2 separate regions of the Homo sapiens genome follow, and region 2 is linked to region 1. Evidence: chromatin contacts called from ENCODE Hi-C or POLR2A ChIA-PET data. All regions are on one chromosome and are shown on one strand. The core of a region is the stretch at or near the end of the contact, and the rest is flanking DNA. Distances in the headings are between cores, read along the strand shown.

The links. A loop is a pair of places that touch in the nucleus more often than their neighbours do. ChIA-PET counts read pairs that join two places held with the same protein, here RNA polymerase II (POLR2A). Pooled maps may share reads with other maps.
Region 2: a loop to region 1 is called in a pooled map, with 2.1 times the contacts of the local background. The contact joins two enhancer-like sites. A Hi-C loop is called at or near these places in 2 of 168 maps with a recorded cell type or tissue (Right ventricle myocardium inferior and lower leg skin) and 5 of 50 pooled maps. POLR2A ChIA-PET finds 5 or more read pairs at or near these places in 3 of 52 experiments (A673, H1 and activated T-cell).

What each region holds. Positions count from the first base shown.
Region 1 is chr7:2,017,698-2,020,397 of GRCh38, reverse strand. The region is part of intron 12 of MAD1L1 (mitotic arrest deficient 1 like 1); the gene reads left to right. Among named protein-coding and RNA genes, the nearest start is that of SNORA114, 70 kb to the left of the region's middle. RefSeq lists enhancers at 1-405, 447-596 and a silencer at 737-786. Within about 2 kb of position 1,322, at least 22 of the 41 ENCODE cell types and tissues checked have a DNase peak (open chromatin) inside an H3K27ac peak, as active enhancers do.
Region 2 is chr7:1,960,750-1,963,449 of GRCh38, reverse strand. All of the region lies in intron 15 of MAD1L1 (mitotic arrest deficient 1 like 1), which reads left to right. Among named protein-coding and RNA genes, the nearest start is that of MIR4655, 120 kb to the right of the region's middle. RefSeq lists an enhancer at 950-2,149. Within about 2 kb of position 1,354, at least 3 of the 41 ENCODE cell types and tissues checked have a DNase peak (open chromatin) inside an H3K27ac peak, as active enhancers do.

The DNA of each region.
Region 1 (2,700 bases), core at 73-2,572:
GCAAGGGTGGGGGCCGCATGGTGCCGGGGCCGGGTGCACGCCTTGATGGGAATGCTGGGGTCACGCTGGGGCTGTGGATAGCAATCTCGGGCCTCGTGAGTTCCTCCTTCCGGCAGCCCAGAGCGGGGGTTAGTGCCCCCCCCGATCATGGAGAGCCACTTCCAGTGGTCTCACCAGTGAGGCTGTCCATGGCACTGCCTCCCCGGGCTGGGCGCTGACCCCGGGACTGTAGGGCCGCAGCCTGGGCGGCTCCTCTGTTTGCAGCACCAGCCGGGGCTCTGCCCCTCCGTGGTCTGAGCGACAGGGCAGCCACAACAGCTCGCAGCTGCTGAGTCCTCTTCCCTCAGCCCTGTGCCTGCCTGGCGGTTCTGAAGATCAAATGAGGTAACGTGTGCTTAAGTCATATGTAGCATTAGCATGCTGTGCTGATGTCACCAATTAAAATCTGCCTGAGTGAATCATACTTGAAAACAGTCAGTTGTCAAAAAAAAAAACCTCGTTTAGGGGCAGCAGGCCCAGGAAAGAGAAGCGAGGGACAGACAGGAGGCGAAGCGTTCTGTAGTTGGTTGTGGGGGCCAGGGCATCCGGCCCAGGAGCAGGCGTGGGCCGAGCACAGGGACGCCGCCTCATGTGCACTCAGCACTGTGGCGTGGCGAGGCGTGGCCTTGCGTTGGGGGTGGTGAGGCGTGGCCTTGCGTGGGTGGAGGGTGGCGAGGCGTGGCCTTGTGTGGGGGGTGGCTGGGGCTGGGCCGGGCAGCCCGACCCCCACCCCCAACCCCTGTGGCCGTAAGTGGCCCTCCTTGCTGCCCTTTCCATTGACGGGTGCTGTCTCCATGTACTTATTAATCCTGGTGCACCTTTTAAGCACTCTTTGGGGCATTCGTGCCCCCGTTTTGCACAAGGAGGGTGGGTTCAGAGACGTTAGGTCCCTTGCCCAAGGGTGCACAGCTGGTCTGTGTCAGATTGGAGCGCAGGACTGTCTGACCCGCGTGGGTCCTCCGAGGCGCTTATTACTGCCGCTTTCGCCTGTCATCATGTTCTCGATGGGCCCCACGGATGCCAGAGTCCTGCTCATTTGGGAAACGACCAGCTGGGATGAGGGTTCCAGAGAGAGGCCTCCTGCCTCTCCCAGCCTCTGTCCCAGCAGGGCCTTCTCCTGTCTGGGGCGATCTTGCTGCTGGGGTCACAGCAGACCTGTCCAGGCTGGTGACTGGGGGTCTGGGGAAAGAGTGGGCAGAGGACTCTGGGGAGGCGGGTGGCAGCGAGGAGATGGTGCCGGCGTCAGTGGGCAGAGCCGTGTCTGCAGCCCCACGTTCCCGCCTGAATCTATTCAGTTTCTTGTGGTGGCTCCATGCGTCGGGAGAGGTAATTAGAACAGGGCTTTTCAGCTATTTATGACCATACATTTCCTTTTCTAAAAAAAGGAGAAGTTGTGGAGTGACTCAGAGTTGGGTGGAGGTGGCTGAGCTGAGGTGGGATGGGCTTGGGAAGAGGCCCTGCAGAGAATGTCGCATGTGCAGAACAGCCTTGGAGCCCTTGCAGAGTGGGCCTCGGCCTTGGGCTGGAGGGGGCGGAGGGAGGGAGGCAGGCTCCACAGCACTGGTGGCAGAGGCCGGGCGGGAGTGGGTGGCGGAGGCTGGGTGAGGGAGGAAGATGGGTGAGGGGCTGCTGCTTCATTGGAGGGGGCACGCGGTACTCAGCTTACTTCTGGGCTTCTCTGGAAAGTGGGGGTTGGTGCTGGGGCTCTAAGGAGGGGCCTCTGCATATGGAGCTGCCTGCCTGCCTCACACAGCCCCTTCAGGCTGCCACTGACTCCCAGGAGGGAAGCCCTCTGTGTCCATGGTGTGGACTTAGGGAGTGCTGGGCGCCTGCCTCACCAGGCGTGGCCATGGCCAGAGGCTGTCCCCATCGTGCGGGACGCGCCTGCCCCACCTGCCTGCTCTCCTGGCCATCTTTCACGAGCAGCTGTAGTCATAGTGGAAGAACCAGGCAGACAGCAGCGAGGACAGAAGTGACCACCGTGGCTGCCGTGCATTCATCGCCTGTGTATGCGGGTTCCGTGTGCCTGGTTTTCTGTGCCATGCTGCATTTGAACTTCGCAGTGAGGCTGAGGCGTTCTCTGCCCTCTCCTGTGTGGTTGAGTGTCCTCACACTCAGAGAGGCTCTTTGTTTTTCCCAAGGTCACACATCTAGTTACGGTCCAGGCAGGATGTGGGCTTCGTTGGGTGTGTGTGTTGGGTCTGACTTGGGGGCTGGCCTGGGCATGCACACCTCAAGTGACCGCTGCTTGGGGGCCACGGGGCCGGTCTCTGCCCACTGCGGTGCCTCCGTCCATATCTCCCCTGCCTGCAGCACCTCCAACAGGGCCGGCGTCCTGCAGTCTCCCGCTCCTGTGGGTGCTCTCACCACCCGCAGCCCTGGTCTCTGTCTCGGCTTCCTGGTCTCGCTGCTCTGATCTCCCCTGCCCTTCCCAAGCCCAGGCCCAAGGGCTGTGCCCTGGGTTTCTTCTTCCAAGGGCACTGGGCCCTATTCTGCCCACTGTCTCAGCCCCTGCTGCCCAGGTGTCCTGCCCCCTGCTATGGCGTTCTCAGCCTCTTTGGGAATCTGTCTCTCATTGCGTGGGAATCATCGGCATGCTTGGGGCTTATACTCAAAAGCTCTGTGGTAATTAGCGCGCCGGAGCACCTGCTGATGAGGGAA
Region 2 (2,700 bases), core at 105-2,604, 57 kb after region 1:
AGGAATCCCTCCTCCCTGCCTCCTCTCCCCACCCCAAACCCGCCGACGTGCTTTCCATCACTGTAGATTGGCGGGCGGCTGTCGAGTCTTCTGGGCATGGCGTTGGTCCTGGAGCATGTGGTCTCCCTCTTTTTGCTTCTTCCACGCAGCATGGCTGGTTGGGGGAGAGATCACTGTGCACACAGCTGTGTTGTCTTCACTGCTGAGTTGTGTTCTGTCGTATGGAGACACCAGTTTATACGTTCCCTTGCGATGGACATTTGGAGTTTTTCTGGTTTTTGGCTATTCTGAAACTGCTGGATATTATAAATAAAGTCCCATGTAGAAATCGACTTCGTTTTCTTTCAGGTAAACGCCTAGTGTGGAGTGGCTGGCGGTCACGTGTGTAACGTGTTCCGAGGTTGCCCGTCTTCCAGAGTAGTTGGTGTGCAGCTTCTCCTCACCAGCATGCAGCACAGTCTTTTTCCTTAGTCCCTCTTTTATTTTTTTAAATGTTTCTTTTACAGACAGGGTCTTGCTCTGTTGCCCAGGCTGGAGTGCAGTGGTGGGATCATAGCTGCCTGCAGCCTCTGACTCCTGGGCTCAAGTGATCCTCCCACCCCAGCCTCCTGAGTAGCTGGGACTACAGGTGTGCACCACCACACCCGGCTAGTTTTTTAAAGGTTTTCATTTAGGCTTTCTAATAGGTTGGCAGTCATGTCTCACTGTGGCCTTTTATTTTTTATTTCACAAATGACTAATGATGTTGAACATCTTTTCATTCAGCTCACTTGTCATCTGTAGATCTTCTTTGGTAAAGCACCTGTTTTTTTGTCCATTTTAAAATTTGATTATTTTTCTTACTGTTGAGTTTGGGAGAGCTCTTTATATGTTCTGGATACAAGGCCTTTATCAGATTATTTGCTTTCCAAATATTTTCTCCCAGTCTGTGTCTTGTCTTTTCGTTCTTTCATCAGGTATTTTGAAGAGAAGTTTTTTTATGATAAAGTCCAATTTTTCAATGTTTTCTGTTATATATGATCCTTTGGATATTAGTCCATTTTCATGCTGCTGATAAAGACATACCCGGACTGAGTAATTTATAAAGAAAAAGAGATTGAATGGACTCACAGTTCTACATGGCTGGGGAGGCCTCACAATCATGGCAGCAGGCAAAAGGCACATCTTACATGGTGGCAGACAAGAGAGAATGAGAGCCAAGCCAAAGGGGAAACCCCTTATAAAATCAGATCTTGTGAGACTTATTCACGACCACGAGAATGGTATGTGGGAAACCATCCCTGTGATTCATTATCTCCCACCGTGTCCTTCCCACAATAGATGAGAATGGTATGGGGGAAACCGCCCTATGATTCATTATCTCCCACCACATCACTCCCACAACACGTGAGAACGGTATGGGGGAAACCGCCCTGTGATTCATTATCTCCCACCACAGGCCTCCCACAACACACGAGAATGGTATGGGGGAAACCACCCTGTGATTCATTATCTCCCACCACGTCCCTGCCACAACACACGAGAATGGTATGGGGGAAACCGCCCTGTGATTCATTATCTCCCACCATGTCCCTCCCACAACACACGAGAATGGTATGGGGGAAACCGCCCTGTGATTCATTATATCCCACCATGTCCCTCCCACAACACACGAGAATGGTATGGGGGAAACTGCCCTCTGATTCATTATCTCCCACCATATCCCTCCCGCAACACATGGGGATTATGGGAGCTACAATTCAAGATGAGATTTGGGTGGGGACACAGCCAAACCCTATCAGGTATCATAGCTAAGAAATCTTTGGCTGTCCCAAATTTACAAGATTTTCTCCTGTATTTTCTTTTAATAACTTTGTAACTTTTGGTTCAGGATTGAGCAGGATTTTCATTTATTGTACAAGATTTTAATTCTTTATTTCCCCCAAGAACACCCAGTTGTTCCAGAACCATTTGTTGAAGAGTTTGTCCTTTCTACGCTGAATTGCCTTCATATATTTTTCAAAAATTGGTTGTGTTTGTGCTCCTATTTCTGGACTCTGTTTTGTTTGATCGGTCTGTCTGTCTTGCAGACCAGTACTGCACTGTTGTGATTACTACGGCTTTAACGTAGTTGGTGAAATTAGGTAGCCCCTCCTTTTTCATTGTCAATGTTGTTTTCTCTATTCTAGGTCCATTACATCTCCATATGAATTTTAGAATCAGCTTGCCAATTTGTACAAAGAAGCCTGTGGGATTTTGACTGAGGTTGCTGATTCTGTGGATTAATTTGGGGGAGAAGTGCGTTCCCAACACCCAGAGTCTCCCAGCCTGTGGACAAGGCCTCTCTCTCTCCCTGTGTGGAGGTTGCCCTGGAGCTCTCTTCACAGTGCTCGGAGCTTGTCACGTGCAGGTTTTTCTTGGCCTGTTCCGTTCCATCTCTGTGTATTTCATGGTGTTGGATGCTTTTGTCAGTAGTATTTTCCAGATGACTTTCTGGTGCTGATTGCTAGTTTAATTCCATGATGGTCCTATAACATAGTTAGAATTATGAAATTCCTAAATAGACTGAGCCTTCTTTTATGGTTTAGCATGAGGTCTTCTTGGTACATAGTTCAAGTGCTCCTGAAAAGACTGGGTCTCCTGCTCTTAAGAGTCGAAGCATTTATCCAGGTGAAATAGGTCAAGTTGGCTGATCATGTGGTCCTTGTCCTCCTGATTTTT